Regions from separate parts of the Homo sapiens genome. Here region 2 is linked to region 1. Evidence: read pairs that join two places in POLR2A ChIA-PET (ENCODE). Cell type or tissue: OCI-LY7. All regions are shown on one strand. Links, peaks and the distances in the headings refer to the core of each region. The heading gives the core; the rest is flanking DNA.

Region 1 (8,983 bases), core at 213-8,212:
TTGCTCTCTGCCCAGGCAGCATGGGGACAGAGGCTGATCTGAGGTCAACCCAAAGGCCCCATCGGTTGGGCTGTTATTGCCATATGGCCTGCGGGGCTTTGTTATATTTGTGGGTTGGACCTTACTCCTACAATCACTTGTTCTCAACAGCCCAGGTGTTTCCAAATCCTATTTCACTGGTTGAATTCATCTGATATTCACAGTCCTTGAGGCTAGTGCTGAGAATGAGGTGGGAGGCACCTCTCACAGAGGGCTAGCCAGTCTAGATACGTAACAAGGAAAGAATTATTCCAAGCAACAGAAGATATCTGCGTTTTCCTGGCAGATCCAGAGACAGAGAAACTCACAGGCCCCAGATCTTGGCAGGAGATAGGAAGTGGTATGAGCACAAAAGGGGAGCTACGCACCATTAACAAGGAAACAGAATCTGAAAACTCCAAAGAACACGCACGTGGATGTTCCCACACCCGTCTGCTCTTCCACATTCCAGAGACTCCCGGCCTCTAAAAGACACCTTTTTATTATGGATAATACTGGTGGTATGCTGGCATGCTGACACTGGGTAGGGGTGGGGTGGGGTGGGGTTGATCTATTGCCAATTTCCTTGGTATAAATACTGCTTCCATGGCCCATTTCAAGCAAACAACATTTTAACTACTAGCCCTTAAAAATCCTCATTATTTAACAACCAGCTCCTGCAAGCTGGTATGAACTGGCTCCAGCACACCACTGGATAATACTTAACACACTAGAAACCCTGGAGAACAATCCGACACCCAATATAAGCGTCTCTTCTACAGAATCCCTGACAGCTGTACACCAAACCTGTTTTGCTCTCCACTGGTGAGCTGCTCATGAAGTCTAACATCTGCCTAGCTTAGAATGCCCTAAGTATGCCCACTGGAGAAGTGCAGGATAAGTCTACCCATCTGTGGTGTCTTCAACATGGCAACCTTTTACATACTTGAAGACAGTGGTCATGAACCTTGGGGTCTTCTCCTTTCTTCTCCATGCTGAAACATATCCCCAGATCCTTCTACTACCCTTCACATCAAAAGTATAACAGCCCACCCACAATACAATGAACATAAAAATGTCCCAAATGTAACATAACACAATGGGGCCATTATCTCCCTTGTGCTAATCAGAGTAAGAATTGTCTTGCATCACACATAAAATACACTAACACTAATGATAGCTGATTAGTTAAAAAAAAATCACACACACAAAAAAATCTCATATGTTTTAAGGAAGTTTAGGAATTTGTGTTGAGCCACATTCAAAGCTGTCCTGGGCTGCATGCAGCCTGCAGGCTGGACAAGCTTGCTCTAAATACTATGCTTTTCTTACTCTCCTAAGATTGCATTAACCCTTTTGACAGCCACCTGATACTAACCATTCATCCTTACATAACTATCTCCCCCAAAGCCTTTCCCTCCTCCCAGAGTCTTTTAATATTATTTCAGGTTTTTCACATTAATTGATTATTAAAATACACTTGCTAAGACTACATTATTCTCACCAACTGTTATATGTTTAGCTTGGCTTCTGACCTCTACTGAGATCTTCTTTATTCTTCCAAAGGGTGTTACCCACAAACGTGCTAAAAAGCCTTTTATGTCTTCATTCAATTCACTCACATAGATTTTTGCAGCATCTACAAGGGACCTCGCCCTCTTTAATCCATGCTCTTTGAGTATAGTCCTTAGCTAACATCCAGCCAGCGGCACCACTCTCCAATCTATGTTTCTCCATCTTGCTCACAGAATTTCACACACTTGTCAAGTGCCTAGTTGAAATTTAGAATGTACTTTTAGCAGGAAAGCACTGTATAAAGGTAAGGATTTGTCTGTTATTTCCCTGCCAGAACTCTCTGAGAATGTTATGAAGAAAATAAATGGGATTCATTTGGCATGCCTTTTTCCTCAGTGAGGTCACATGGGTACCCTGTGGTCTTTCTATCGTTGCTTATAAACCACTTGCCAAAGAAATCCTGTAAGAAATTTCCTTGGGAATCAATCACATTCAGGTTGAGTTTACCACTCGGGCCATATACCAGGGGTGTACAAGCCTGTCCCTAGCTGTCTCTCCTGTGTACGACTGCCAGGCGAAGTTTCCTAAAACACCACTTTTTTTTTTTTTTTTTTTTGAGACGGAGTCTCGCTCTGTCACCCAGGCTGGAGCACAGTGGCGTGATCTCGGCTCACTGCAACCTCCACCTCCTGGGTTCAAGCGTTACTCCTACCTCAGCCTTCAAAGTAGCTGGGATTACAGGTGCACGCCACCACACCCAGCTAATCTTTGTATTTTTAGTAAAGATGGGGTTTCACATGCTGGCCAGGCTGGTCTCGAACTCCTGACCTCAAGTGATTTGCCTGCCTCGGCCTCCCAAAGTGCTGGGATTACAGGCATGAGCCATCGTGCCTGGCCTAAAATGCCACTTTCTTCATGTTGCCCTGCTGTTCAGACATTCCTGACACTATCCAAGTCCTGTCTCTGACTATCAGGGCTCTCCATCATCAGACCCCACCTTCCCACTGGCCACCATGGCCTCTGACTGGGTTTCAGGCCAGCTCCTTTCTGTCCATGACCTTCGACACTAATTCCTGCTCACACTTCCCTCAGCCCAGGAACTCTCCCTGCATCCTGCCCTTCTCATGCCCACTGGCCTTTCAGAGTGCACTTCAAGTCCCCTCCACCATGAAGCTTCTCCTCCCAGTTCTGGTCTCCACTGACCTTCACCTTCTTTATACGACATTCATTCAAATGCTTACAGCCATGGATTCACAGAAGCCTTACTTGGAAGGCTGGACTGGAGATCACCTAATTCAGCTTTCTTCCTAACTAGGAAGCGGGTTTACAGCTCAGGGGCAGCAGTGCAATGCAGCTGGAGAGTCACAGGGGCCCTGAATGCTGGCTCTGCCACTGATGAGCTGGAGGCCTCGTGGGCTTCCTCCACTGTCCTGACGTTCGGATATGACACTATACTGAAAATCCTTCAGAAACAAAAAAGAGCACCTCAGCTGTGTCTACTGGTATTTTACTGGTATTCTATGCCAAACCATATGTAACCATAAAGGTAACTGGTGGGAAGGAGGGGCTCCAGGCAGGGCAGACCTGAAACAAAGCTATTCATCTACGTTAGGGATCCCAACCCAACGGCAACTGTAAATAGCTTTGGGTAAAACAGGCTTTTGAGACATTAGAAACAAACAAACAAAATGTAAAAGTTAAATTCAATTAGACTCTGGGGTAAAATTTAACCTTGAGACTTTAGCACTCTCCACAGTGCTGACCTTTGAAGCTGGAGACAGACTGAGCAAGGAGAAGGAACTAGCCAGGAACTTCCTCAATTCTATCTCCTGCTTTCCCGAAGCCCACCCATAATGCCGGCCCACGAGTCTTCCTTCACCAGCTCTCAGAAATATTCTTGTCCTCGACTTCTGCCAAGCCAGTGTCCACATACAGGGTGACCAGGGATCAAACCCCAGAGGCCTGGGCCAAGGGGCCATTCTTCAAGGAGGACTCTGCCCCCACGCTTGGTACCGAGTCCCTGACGACCCTCCTCTCACACTTGGTCATCTCGCTTCAGCGTCCTCCCCTCATGCCCAATCTGATCCAGGTTTCTCCTGAAGTCAAACAAACAAGCAAGCAAACCAACCAACCAACCAACCAAATATCTCATGTTAATCTCACTTTGCATTCATCTACTTATTTTTCCTGTCATCCGCACCCTTCTTTCTCAACTACAATAAGTAGCTTGAGGGGTTGGGTATAGTGGCTCAAGCCTGTAATCCCAGCAACTTTGGGAGGCCAAGGCAGGTGGATCACCTGAGGTCAGGAGTTCGAGACCAGCCTGACCAACACGGCAAAACCCCATCTCTACTAAAAATATAAAATTAGCCGGGCATGGTGGTGGGTGCCTGTAATCCCAGCTACTAGGGAGGCTGAGGCAGGAGAATCGCTTGAACCTGGGAGGCAGAGTTTACAGTGAGCCGAGATCAAGCCATTGCACTCCAGCCGGGGCAACACAGTGAGACTGTCTCAAAAAAAAAAAGTAGCTTGAGGATTTTTCTCCTGCAAACCCTTGATTTTTATTCCTCCCACATGGCTTCCACCCTTCCTGCTATGGCGCAACATCCCTTTCAGGGGACAACGAGGGCCACCTCCGCTGGTCTCTTCTTTTGGTAGTGAGTGGCTCTGAGCTGTACTGTAGCCCTAAATTTCTCTGCTGTCTCTTTTCTCACTCTCCACCATTAACTTAGGTGCCCCTTTGACTTTCAACTAGTTTTTCCTTCTGTATATTAATTCAGCCAAAGCAGAAATGATCAAAAAACCTAATCTCTGCTACTAACTGCTCCCTATTTTTTTACCTTAATCATTTGCATAGACATCCTACAGATATCAGCTATTTACAACATACCAACAAGCGCTCAGACTCCTTCCTCTGACCTTAATACAGAGTGTCTCTAACACCACCATAACAACAGTTTCCAAAGGCTTAAAATTCCTTCCAGCTCTTTCCTTGGTTACCCTTCTTCTTTCTCTCTCTTTTTTTTTTTTTTTTTAGACAGGGTCTTGCTCTGTCACCCAGGCTGGAATGCAGTGGTACAATCATGGCTCCCTGCAGCCTAGACCTCCTGCGCTTAGGTGGTCCTCCCACCTCAGCCTCCTGAGTAGCGGGGACTGCAGTTGCATGCCACTATGCCAGGTTGATTTTTGAATTTTTTACAGAGATGGAGGTCTTACTATGTTGCCCAGGCTGGTATTGAACTCCTGGGCTCAAGCAATCCTCCTGCCTTGGTCTCCCAAAGTGCTGGGATTACAGGTGTGACCCGCTGTGCCCAGAAGGGCGGACCTGAAACAAAGCTATTCATCTACATTAGGGATCCCAACCCTTCTTCTTTTTTATCTCACATTCAACACTTTTAAAATAAAACCCAACAAACTCCTTTTATGTAAAGTATCAGGAATTTGCTGTGTCTTCCCCATTTTCTTAGCTTATGCCCTAGCTATGCATGCGCTGACCTGGCTCTCCTGGATAGAGCACTGCCTTCAGCCTCCTGGCCACATCCATCCATCCATCCATCCATCCATCCATCCATCCATCCATCCATCCACCCATGGTGCTTAGTCACAATTTTTATTCTACTACTCACTAACCAGAAATCTACAAGCATTCTTTATCCTCATTATATTACCAAACTCCTCCCCTCTAAATGAGTGCCTGGGCCTTCACTTTTTCTTCCATGCATGCTCACTCCATTTGGGCACCCAGTGCCATCTGCCTAGCTAATCTGACCCAGATGCTCATTTGTTCAAGGTCCTTCAGCATTCAGTTCAGTTCAAATGTCTGTAATGTGACTTGTTCATGTTGAGCTTTGAGAACATTCTTCAGTCATTTCATGTCTTCTGTTTACAAGCAGACTGTAAGCTCTTTCAAGTCAATAAGGAGGTCTGCCTTTTTTTTTTTTTTTTTTAAACACTGAGCTGCCCAGATGGTGCTTTCAAGATAGCAATTATGTGATAGGTCCTGCCGATAGACAGTGACTATTGGGGGCCAGAAGCCAATTTCTGTAAGGACTGGCAATGACACCCAATCAAAGACACACAAGAGAAAAGCGTAGGGATGACATGGTAGCCTGTTTCGGGAGACTGCCATTGTCAAAATAATTCACTAGTGTACTGAAGAGCAATGTTTTCCCTGTTTTGTTCCTCCTTCAAAGAAAAGGTCAAGAAGAGTGTTTAAAAAAAAAATCACAGTTTAAAATGAGGGAGGAATGTCAAGCTATTATTTCCAGCTACCATGGGTTCAGGCCTTCTGAGACTTGAGGAGCAGGGGCTGCCGTGGTGTGTCCTCTGAAAGAGGCCTTCGCCACGAAAGCACAGAAGACCCAGGGCTCACTGGAACCATCAAGGGTCCTCTGGTTCTTCTTAAAGTCAAAGATTAGGTGCCAAAATGTCAGTTTATGTACTGGCAAATATCATCTTCTTCCTTGGGGCTTTAAGTACTCAGATAAGATGCAACAGAATGAACTGTCCCACAGAGTAAATAACTTTCTGGGAGTAGGTAAAAGACTCTCAGAAAAGCAGTCACTCTTTTAGAAGGCCACAAATGAATACAATCATTTGTTAAGAGGCACCACAGTACAACAAGACACCATATTTTGGGGATATGGACTGATGCCTTCTAGTCCTCCATAAAGTGCTGATATAACAAAAAGATGTTAGAAATGTATTAGACAACTTCGTAACAACATGAAGAAAACAAAATTTAAAAAATCCACATTCTGGCTGGGTACAGTGGCTCACACCTATAATCCTAGCAGTTTGGGAGGCCGAGGCAGGTAGACGGCCTGAGGTCAGGAGTTCTAGACCAGCCTGGCCAAAATGGCGAAACCCGTCTCTGCTGCTATACAAAAATTAGCTGGGTGTAGTGGCAGGATCCTGTAATCCCAGCTACTCAGGAGGCTGAGGCAGAAGAATCGCTTGAACCTTGTTGGGGGGCAGAGGTTGCAGTGAGCCGAGATTGCGCCACTGCACTCCAGCCTGGGCAACAGAGCGAGACTCCTTCTTAAAAAAAAAAAACAAAACAAAAAAACTCCACACTCTAACTCTAACACAATAAATTTTCATTTAACTCCTTAAATACATAGTTGTAATCATAGTATCATATAATTTTGCATTCTTTTTGTCACTTGATAGCCTATAGTTACCCTTGCATAGTTTTGGTCTTTCTACTTATAATCAAGTCCACCAATTATTAATATTCCATCTTATAAACTTTGTCACTGCTCATTTGCTGATTTTGGTTGTTTTTAATATTTAATCTTTAGAAACAGTTGGATAATCACATATACACATATAGCTTTTAAAAAATTAATTACTTATAATTTTAAGGAATGAGATCATCAGGTAAAAGGATATAAAAATATTCATGGCTGGGGATATGATTTGAAAAACTGACCTTTAGAAGAACTGTACACATACATAGTTTTTAATTAATTTTATACTTTTTGATCTACCCTTTGTGACAACTAGTAACACTGCAGAGTGTCACTAATCTGGTGCTGAATCACTGCTGCAGGATCCTAATGTAGTGACTGCCATTTCAGAAGTGGTACTGACTCACTAGCTTTTATAATCAGAAAACAACAACAAAGAATGAGCTGCTTTTTAGAAACATTGCCAGATTCTCGGGAAAATATTTGTACATTTGTATAATATATAAAACATATTGGTTAATTTCCTTTATACATTAGAACAATCTAGTTTCATAGGTGTTAAGTAGTAAATATATTCTATTTTACTTTGGCTTATCTTTTAGGTAAGAACAAAGAAAGCAATTACTTGTGGCTGGGAGCGGTGGCTCGCACCTGTAATCCCAGCAGCACTTTGGGAGGCCGAGATGGGTGGATCACCTGAGGTCAGGAGTTCGAGACCAGCCTGACCAATATGATGAAACCCTGTCTCTACTAAAAATACAAAAATTAGCCGGGTGTGATGGCATGCACTGTCATCTCAGCTACTCGGAAGGCTGAGACAGGCGATCGCTTGAACCCAGGAGGTGGAGGTTGCAGCAAGCCGAGATCAAACCATTGCACTCCAGCCTGGGTGACAAGCGCAAAACTCCATCTCAAAAAAAAAAAAAAAAAGCAAGCAAGCAAGCAGTTACCTGCATATGATATGCAACTAAAATCAACGGTATCTTATGCAATAATAGATAACCTCAGTGTTAACTAAGTAAGTATAATTAATGTGAAATGCTATTTTAAAAAGGTATGATTTACTGGCCGAGTGCAGTGGCTCACACCTGTAATCCCAGCACTTTGGGAGGCCGAGGTGGGTGGATCACGAGGTCAGGAGATCAAGACCATCCTGGCTAACATGGTGAAACCCCATCTCTACTAAAAATACAAAAAAATTAGCTGGGCATGGTGGTGTGTGCCTGTAGTTCCAGCTACTCGGGAGGCTGAGGCAGGAGAATGGCGTGAACCCGGGAGGCAGAGCTTGCAGTGAGCAAGCTCCAGTGAGATCGCGCCACTGCACTCCAGCCTGGGTGACAGAGCAAGGCTCTGTCTCAAAAAAAAAAAAAAAGGTATGATTTACTTTTCATTTAACTGGGTGTCTGGTGAGACATTTCTCACCTGAGGCATGGATAAATATCTGAAGTTTGATTAGAAAAAATTAACAAATGGAATCTATTCTGTTAGAGTTTAATGCCATTAATTTTGTGATTAAAAGTTACAAATGCTATTCAAAATTTCTGGGTCTGACTGGTTACAGTTGCACATTAAATTGGATATTAGCTGTTCTATTTAGTTGAGATAAAATCCAGCTTTGAATCCAAATGGTTAAAAATGGTGAAGTAAAAGAAGACTGATGACTGTTTTAGAAATGCAATTATTTACATGATTGGCTTTTGTCTGTATGCCTTTCAAATGTCAAGATATTCTGAAAATAATCAAATAACCATGAAAGAATTCACGTGGAAGGATCACTTTAACCTGTGCCTTATATAATGTACTCAATTTACAGAAAAGCCAATTCCACGTTCTTATCCAAAACAATAAAATCAATGATGCAGCCTTAAAATCTCTTTCTCTGGATTAATCCCTTTACCTAACAACTACATTCTAAAAACTGAGGACTTATCATTCTGGATAGGGAGTGACCTTTTGGGAAGAATCACAGAGTCCTCTCCCCAGCCCGAGACCACTATCAATCCCCTTGGCTAGGGGGTCAACTGTGTACTCAGCTTCCTTTTAAGTCATTTCAAAGGATGAACAATAAACAGAAGCCGTGCTCTCCCAATTTGAGGCATTGGTGATCTGGCAGGGGAGATAACACCCAAATAGGGAGATAATTGTATTGTGACTGTACATAATTAAAGGCAGCGGTGACAGTAATAAGCCCGTTTTTTCTTTTGTAGACTGAGAGAGAAAGATCTTAAAAAGTTGTCTTCTTGAATTCAGCCTTTCAA
Region 2 (8,983 bases), core at 621-8,620, 100 kb after region 1:
GCCGGGACTGTGCTGTGATCCATGCTGTTCAGGATTCAGGATTTTCTTCCAAGTGTGATGGAAAGCAGTTGGACATCTGAAGTACGGCAGTGACAGAATCTAATGTGCACTTAATATCACTATGGGAAACTGGCTGGGGAAGGTCAAGAACAGGCATGGAGGGACAAGTCAGGAAGCCAGTCCAGATGAGACATTATGGTGGCTTAGGCTAGCTACAGGGATCCAAACTACAGACTGGACACCAAATTCAAACCCAAGTCTGCTTTTAGGAGTAAGATTTTGCCGGAACACGCCCCCCCCCCCACACGCCCCTCCCACCACGTGACTCGTGTATGTATTGTCTGTGCAGCTTTCACTCTACAACTTCAGTAACGGCGGCAGAGACCAGATGGCCTGCAAAGCCTCAAATATGCACCACGTGGACCTTTACAGAAAAAGTTTGCCAACCCCCAGACAAGGGATGGCAGTGGAGACAGAAATGGATGGCTTCACGATAAACAGTCTGTCGTCATTATTCCTGGATTCCACATTTGCAAATTCACCTACTCACTAAAAGGTGTTTGTAACCCCAAAGTCAATACTCAGAGCACTTTTGGTCATGCCTGCGCATGCGCAGAGCAGCAAAAAAGTTGCGCTGGTCAACACACACATTCCCAGCTGAGCTCCACAATGGTGACACTCTGCCTTCCTGTTTCAGCTCTTATACTATAAACAAGTACCCTTTCAACTGTCTATATAGTGCCACATTTTTTTTGCATTTTGGTGTGTTTTGTTGGTGATTTTGCTGTTTAAATGGTCCCCAAGCACAGTGCTAAAGTGCTGCTTAGTGCTCCTAAGCACAAGAAGACTGTGATGTGCCTTATGAGAAACGCATGTGTTAGATAAGCTCGTTCAGGCATGAGTTATAGTGCTGTTGGGCATGAGTTTGATGTTAATCAAAACTATATGCTAAGATATATGTTTAAACAGAAACACACATAAAACATCATCACACCAACATATGTAATGCTATACCAACGTACAACATCTACCAACATACAACATTATTACACCAACGAAACTGATACTACGTATTGATCAGTCAATGGAAATATGACCAGAGGCTCACAGGAACCTAACTCTGTATCTCCCTTAGGAGTAATGATTCAGTATTCACTAATTCAGTGTTCCTGGCGACTTTAGAGAACACAGCTATGGCGAATGATGAGAATGGCTACACCTGGGAGGCAAAAATCAATACAATTTGGTGATGGGTTAAATGTTAAGTAAAACAAAGTCAAGGATGACTCTGGGTTTCTGATGTGAACTACTGGGTGACAGAAGGTGCCATTTATGGAAATAAAGAATTCCAGAACAGCAGTATATTTCAGGGGGTTGACCAAGATGTTTCCTTTGAATGTGTTAAGGATGAGATATCCAAAGAGAGAGGTCCAGTAGCTTGATGGCTTTATGACTCTGGAGCTGAAAAAAGAAGTCTAGGTAAAGATACAACTTTAGGAGTCCCTAACAGATAGAGGGAGCATTGAAAACCTGGGAATGATATGTCACCTGGCGAGAGGGGTAGAATGACAGCAGGGCCCAGGCCTGAGAGCAGCACCCAGACAAACAGGTGGGTTAACTCAATTTTTCATCTTGGTGGTTTGATTTGTTTAATATAAAAGTATTATACTTTAGGCTTGGTGTGGTGGCTCACGCCTGTAATCCCAGCACTTTGGGAGGCTGAGGCAGGTGGATCACCTGAAGTCAGGAATTTGAGACCAGCCTGGCCAACATGGTGAAAGGCTGTCTCTACTAAAAATACAAAAATTAGCCGGGCATGGTGGCGGGTGCTTGTAATCCCAGCTAATCAGGAAGTTGAGGCAGGAGAATCTCTTGAACCCAGGAGGCAGAGGTTGCAGTGAGCTGAGATCATGCCACTACACTCCAGTCTAGATGACAGAGCGAGACTCTGTCTCAAAAAAAAAAAAAATTAAACTTTGGCAAGGAAATTAACCTGGTGATGTATCTAGAACCCAACAGATGTTCAAATCCCTTGACCTAGTATATCTACTTTGGAGGACCTATCCTAACATCTAGACAAACCTCAATGTTACATAGAATTACACTGAGGAATAACTCATGATAGTAAATAACCTTAACATTTGGGGAATGTTTATGCTGACAAGACTAATAATATTTTCCTCTGTGAGTTCATCTACAGCTTCTAATCTTAGAAATTTCAACTCCTCCAGAGGTTTAATAAATATCCACTTCCATTTCCTTCAAGCTTTTGTAAAAAGCTTTGTAAAAAAGTGGAACGTTTGTCTTTATCTGCTAAAACGCAAGCTGCTTCAGGGCAGGAATTTTATCTGTTTTGCTCAATGCTGTACACTTGGCACCTAGGAGAGTCCCCAGAACACTGAATGTATTTTGAACATATTTTTGTCAAACCTCACATTTTAATCAGGCAGAATTTACATTGGTGTAATGATGTGAGGTGATGATACCCACTGAGATTTTTCAGATTGCTCTCATATAGTCCCATTCCCATTCAGGTAATCAGCCTTCCTTTCCCCATGGCCTCACAGCACCTCCTCCATCTTCTGTTAAATGCTCACAGACTATGGAACCTGAAATCTGCCTCCCCCCTTCTGCCCCATGGATGGGTCTGTCAAATTTTGTCCCAGATTTGAAGCATTATGGTTTGACACTGGATAGAGCTAACCCCTTCACCACTCTTATGGTCCATGCCTAACCTATGTCCTACCACCTTATCTTTCAAGAAAAGCAACAGAAATTGGTCTCTCAAGTTTTAAAATACTTATCCAGATTTTGATGAAAACAAAGACCATTGATACTTGGAGAAGAACCAATGTATTTACAAGTTGCCCTCTCTCATCTAGGAGGGATGAGGAAGAGTCTCTACTGTGCAGCTGGTGGTCAGGAGTCAGCTCTGGACTCAGACTGCCTGGAGTCGATCCCATCTCTGCACTCAGGAGCTGCCTCACCTGCCTGTGCCTCTGTGTAACACTGTGGAAGTGGAACCTCTTTTGAGTGTTACTACAGGGATTCAATGAATTCACACATGTAAAATCTTAGTGCAGAACTGGCAATAGCAAGTGTGCGGTATTAGCTGTTATGATCATCTTCCCATAACATGTTTTTCCTTAGAGGTCTCAGTAAGAGTATTCCTGAATATTTGATATGTTTTGCTCTCAAAGGGGACTCATGGCTTGGCTGCCCTCTACCACATTCCTACATGCCAGCCACAGGTCCAAGTGCTGTACATTCACCACCTCACTTGACCCTGTTTGATGAACAGGACAAATGGAACAAGAGTGTCACAGAAATCTGTGTTAGCACCTTCGGTCTCCAGCTTGATTGCCTCTTTTCCAAGGAGGATCCCAGATCCTTCTTACCGGAGTCAGTCTTGCACATGGCATGGATCACTCTAACTTACCTGCAAGAAGCAGGGTGGCCTGCCAGTGAAGATAAGGGCATGCGCTGGCGACAAGTGGACTGAGGTTCAAACTCTGGCTCTACCAATTACTTGTTATGAGTCCTTGCATACATTATTTCATATCTCTAAGCCTCAATTTCCTCTTCTGTAAATGGAGAAAATCATAGAGCTCTTAAATATTAGTTAATAATAGTGTATTACTATTGTGAGGATGATATTTGGCCCATTTTATTCTGGGGCCCCAAGACCAAACTGGATGAACTACACAGACCAGCTGGCTCTGAATGAACAAGAGAAAGTGGCTCCTGCACTTTGTGACCTTCCCTGAGAAGATGTGAAGGCAGGTGAGAGGAGAGGAAGTCGGAGGCTGGATCTGCATGTGCCTATGGCTTCTGGAAGTCACAGCCACAAAAGGCAGTAGAATTGCGAAGAATGCTAAGGCCAGGTCCCTGACTCTCTCACATCCAAGAAAAGCTTTCACCAAAACAACCACCATCTGATTCTAAATATTTCTGACTTTTTGTTCTGAATGTACTCTTCCAAAACAATGGTCCTCAACTGGAAATGCAAATGCTCAAGCCTACCACAGACCTACTGAATTAGAGACTCTGGGGGTGAAACCCAGCAATCTGTTGTAACAAGCCCTCCAGAGAACTGAAGGGCAAAAAGGTTGAAGAACCACTTCTTCCAGACAGTCCCTTACACAAATACACCCCAAAGAAGGTTCTGTGTGTACATCCACTTAGACCTTCACACCTACAAGTAAAACAAGGCAAATACACGCTCAAGGAACACACAGTCAAAGAATAAACAGGTAGGTAAGGGAGCCTGGCTCTGTGGGTAGACAAGTGGGAAAAAATAAATAGGTGGAAGCAGAGAGCAGAGACGCCATCAAAGAAGGATGGTAGGAGAGGCCATGGAAGTCAGTGGCTGAAACCCACAAAACATAACAGCTGTCAGAATTACCAGGTTCTCTGTCAGGTTTCACCAGCAGAAGGAACATACTGGTTACTGAACTACTTTGGCAAGCAACAGGAAATGGGTCAGTTTCATCAGCTTTGCTTTAGGAAGCAATCATATGTATGAGACCAAGGTTGAGGAGGAAAAGGAGAGCAGAGGATGCAGAAATGCAACCACCAGCCATATAAACAGGAAACATTTCAAGTTGCCTTTGTTGCTTCAGTTTTTGAAGCAAGGTGTCCCCTTATCAGTACTGCCTTTAGGACAGGGCAACAAGGGCTCAAGCCCTGAACCTCATTGGGTCAAGGCCCAAGCTCACCCCTCCCAACATGGGCTGTGCCCATTCATAGGCTGAGCACCCACCCTCTTCTTCAAGACCAGGCTCTGGGTCCCTGGGGCCATGAGATTCCCTGCCCAAAAGGCTTCATGCCTGCTTCCAGGCCCTTTCCCAGGGCCTGTGGGTGTACATGTAGACCTGGAAGGTGGGCAAGAGGCACCCCAGTTCCAAGCGGAGGTGGGAGTGGTCGCAGCTTGGACACACAGACCAGGAGTAGAGAGAGAGAATTGGGTGGATGGCAGACTGGGGGCCTCGCTTCACACTCTTGACCCAAGACCCACAAATGTCAGGGCAAGCTCACTCCCTAGTTTGTGTCTTATAACCGTGAAAGTCTGAGTGTTCAACTAATTTCAAATGCTGCTCATCTGGACTGAAATGCTTCCCAGGCAGGTGGGGAGTAGCCCCAGACAGAGACTACAACAGGACCCTATCTGAGGTCAGACTGTCATGCCTGGAGACAAGAGGCAGGGCTCAAGTTTTGGTGATGTCAAAGAGATAAAATGACTTTAAACTGTACCTTGGGAAATCAGTTTTTTTTTTAAAGCTGCTTAATGACTTAAAAGTGCTTTGAGGTTCTGTGAAACTCATCATGATCGTACTGACTTCTCTCCTGTGATTTTTGTTGTTGTTGTTATTAAGTAGCTCATGGTGACAAGCTGTGAACTTTCTCAGGGAAACACAAGGAACCACTGAGGGCACTGTGGCCTTGCTTTCCTTGGGACAGAGGGAAACACTCCCTGCAGGAGGGGCTCAGTGTAGCACTGTGGGCTGCAAGGGGACCACGAGAACCAGAACTCAGGAGCTTCCGTATGCCTCTGGGGAAAAAGGAAGTGGCTCTGACAGCCTGGTAGGAACCACTATACCTGGAGCCCCACCTGGCAGTGCAGCCTAGCAAAGCTCCACTCGGCATTCTGGAGTGTTCTGGGGCTTCTGTGCACACTGCTACAGGGGAAGGGAGAGGAAGAGCCCTAGCTCTGCTCCCCCAGCACACATAACATTGGAACAGCCTCTTCATTGCTCTGGCCTCAGATTCTCATGTGTCAAAGACTGAATAATAACGCATGAAGACCCCACCAGGGTTATACTATGACCCAGTCAGATTCTGTGAAATGCGAGTGAGCCTACAAAAAGAGATTCTTTAGAAAAACAGAACATCATGGTATTGCCAATCCCAGCAAGTTTTCCTGATCCTAGATCACTGCCATAAGGTGTGGGGAGGAAAGCAAAAAGAAACCAACATTTATTGAACCTCTGGACCAGGCAAGCCGACAAGTGCTCGATGCGTGTTCTCCTGCACCACCCCAACAGCAGCCCTGCCCCAACTCCACGGCCGCAGTGCCTTCCACCGCACCACAAGGCCTCCCAGCATGGCCCACCTCCATCTCCACGGCCGCAGTGCCTTCCACCGCACCACAAGGCCTACCAGCATGGCCCACCCCTGGCTGTCTGGTTCCTTCTATTATACCCAGGCCAGTAAAAATTACCTTGTTCAAGTATCATTCTGATAATATCGGTCCCCTTCTCCACACCACAAAATGTCACTTGAATTAGAACCCCTTTTAAACCTTTTAACAACTGATCCCAAACACTTACCATTCTCATCTGCTAGTCTATTTTGTGCTTACCACTCCAGCCAAGCAAAAATTACTTTGCAAATGAATTCCATTATGCACTCTGCTTATTCACCTTGTTAAGCCAACACCAGAGCTTTGCCTATTGCTGTTGTCTCTTTCTATAGGAATACCTCATTTATCCGACATCCTTGGAAAGAAGCTATCCACAAAATTGATCTACATAAATTAATTTCCCTCTCTACCAGAAACTTAACCATTTAAGCAGCCTTAAATCCTCTTTGGAGTACATCACTGTAACAAGCAAATGAAAGAATTTCTTTAACCACTGACTAGTGGAAGCATTTCTGTAATACATTAGAGAACCTCCCAGGCTCAGTTAACAGAACATAATGAAACTGATGAATCTTTTCCTGATGGTACAGGTCACACTTAATGAATAATAGTAATGACACTGTGCTGGAGCTGCAGAGGTGAGTGGTTCAGGGGAAAAGGCCGAAAGCACGTGTGCATTCTCTCTTGGTGCTCCTTCTCCCTGTCACGAGTTCCCCTGACACTTACTATCCTCCAGAAGTCCCTGCTATCCGCTCAGATTCTGGTGAGTAGATGCCGTGACACAGAATTCAGGAAGGTGTAACTTGCTGTCTTTCTGTACAGTTTCAAAAACGTACATGCTGGTTTTTGTCAGAGCCCTATAAATCTTTCATTAGATACAAAATAAACAAATTTTAAAAGAACACATTTCCACAATCGGCAATAAGCTGGAGTTTTCCAAATCTCCCTGCCCTGTGACTTTTTAAAATTTTTTAATTTAATACTCACAACCTCGGCATTATAACCCTGTGACTTTTAACAGAAATCCAGGCACAAACACCATTAAAATTTGCTTCCTTAATGCTATGAAACTATAAGTTCTATATTGTATAGAGCTGGCTTCTTATCATAAGCCCTTGGACGAATGATTTTACTTGGGAATAACGATTCCATAGGTTGAATCAACAGGGAAATATTAGTGTGAAGGAAAATGGTAAAAATACACAAACAAACCCTTTGTTCTTCAAGATGCAAATCTGTGACTGTGTGAAGCCAGAAGTGCTTTCGTAGTCAATGTCATGGAAGGTTCTATGGTGATCTCTCACTGCGGATGGACAGAACCACCTGGAGGAAAAATACCCTTGTCCACTCACATATTAGGCTGCATTCTTTTTGTGACAAAGGTTTTTATAGAGTCGACAGCATTAACACATGCAGAAGAATTGATCAATCTTAATTCTGCTTAAACACAGTGGCATTTAATTGATCAGAACCTACTAAGGCAAAAGTACTTAGGCAAGAATTGTTAAAACAGACTACTGTCAAAAACATTACAAATTTGTTCAATGCTGTATTCAGAAATAAGTAGCTATAAAACCACAAAGATATTTTGGAGTTTCAAAGGTTTTCTGCCTTTTCTTTTTTGGCAATGATTTTACTAGCTTGCTTTCTAAGGGCAAAGATATCTGTCAGAAAAAACACAACCTGCAGTGATGTCGTTCATTACATCTTTTGCCTTTTCCATTGGCTTTAAACCAAAGAGAGGGAGGACTACCCTCTGAAAGTCTGACTTGTAACCACTCTCATAAACACCTAGCTCACTCACCTTGGAGAACCTAGTAAAACAGGTATGGCTTTAGCTGACTCAGAATCTATAACGAATTTGACAAACGGTCCCTTCTAAATGAGGATGACCTGACACTGCTCTGAATCATCAAGATTCTTCTGTGTGCTTGCTCTTCTTTCAAGTGTAGTTCAAGTTTTTATACTTATGGCCTCTGCATTCTGTTTGTCAGATCTACGGGAGATAATTAAGCAAGATTCTAAAGAGTTGGAAGTTGAGGGGTGAAATGCAAAGTGATCAGTGGAGTCAAGCAGAAGGTGGCTTTGTTGGGGTGAGGGATGCCAGATACAAGTACAAGAAAAATAAAGACGGCCGAAATGAATGCGAGCTACAGATGAGTCACCAATCCAGGGCTGCGTAAGTTATAACTTAGATGCATTAAAAGGAACAGTCAATTCCAGAAATATTTATGAAGCGCCTACTAGGTTTAAGGAACTGCACGGCTATTGTAGGGGACAAAGATGAATCAGACATGGTTCCTGCCCTCCAGGGGTTCACGATGATGCAAGAACCCTGAAGTCGTTTTTCTCTTATATGCGGTACTAATGAGAACATTATTAAAGAGCTGTATTCAGTTTTAACTGCCACCATTTTTTTAAATAGGGAGAAACTAGAGAGAGTTCAGAAGAGAGAAAGGAGATGCTTTCAGTGACACAAAACCGGCTCTGTGAGGAAAAAGCTAAAGAGACCCAGTTATTATCTTTAAGTATATGAAAGGTTTTAGAGAAAGGAATTGAGTAAAAGAAAACAAGTTTGAATGACAGCAGGCGAGATTTCAGCCAGGCCCAGGAATTTCTTGACAATCAGGTTAATAGAATACTGGAATTGGTCACTCAGGGAGTTCCAACTGCCCTTTCCTGGAAAAAATAATTAAATAAATAATGAACTGACAATTTCAAGTCACAGACATTCACCTTCCTGAAGACGGGGGTGAACTATATCTGTGTCAAGGTCTTCTGCTCTGGGGCTCTATGCCCCTGAAGCTAGGTCAGGCTTTTCTTTTTCCACAATTCCCTGAA

What was found. ChIA-PET counts read pairs that join two places held together with the same protein. Peaks named below come from ENCODE experiments on the same cell type or tissue, not always from the same donor. Only the 100,000 strongest peaks of a DNase experiment are listed, where the experiment ranks them.
Region 2: POLR2A ChIA-PET joins it to region 1 with 12 read pairs; 11 of 35 experiments call an interaction of 5 or more read pairs at or near these places.

What each region holds. Positions count from the first base shown.
Region 1 is chr7:139,660,489-139,669,471 of GRCh38, forward strand. The region is part of intron 2 of HIPK2 (homeodomain interacting protein kinase 2); the gene reads right to left. Among named protein-coding and RNA genes, the nearest start is that of HIPK2, 110 kb to the right of the region's middle. In OCI-LY7, for the core only: no CTCF peak of the experiment used is centred there; no DNase peak of the experiment used is centred there.
Region 2 is chr7:139,763,181-139,772,163 of GRCh38, forward strand. The region is part of intron 1 of HIPK2 (homeodomain interacting protein kinase 2); the gene reads right to left. Among named protein-coding and RNA genes, the nearest start is that of HIPK2, 10 kb to the right of the region's middle. In OCI-LY7, for the core only: no CTCF peak of the experiment used is centred there; a DNase peak (open chromatin) is centred at 4,491; H3K27ac peaks cover 1,118 bases.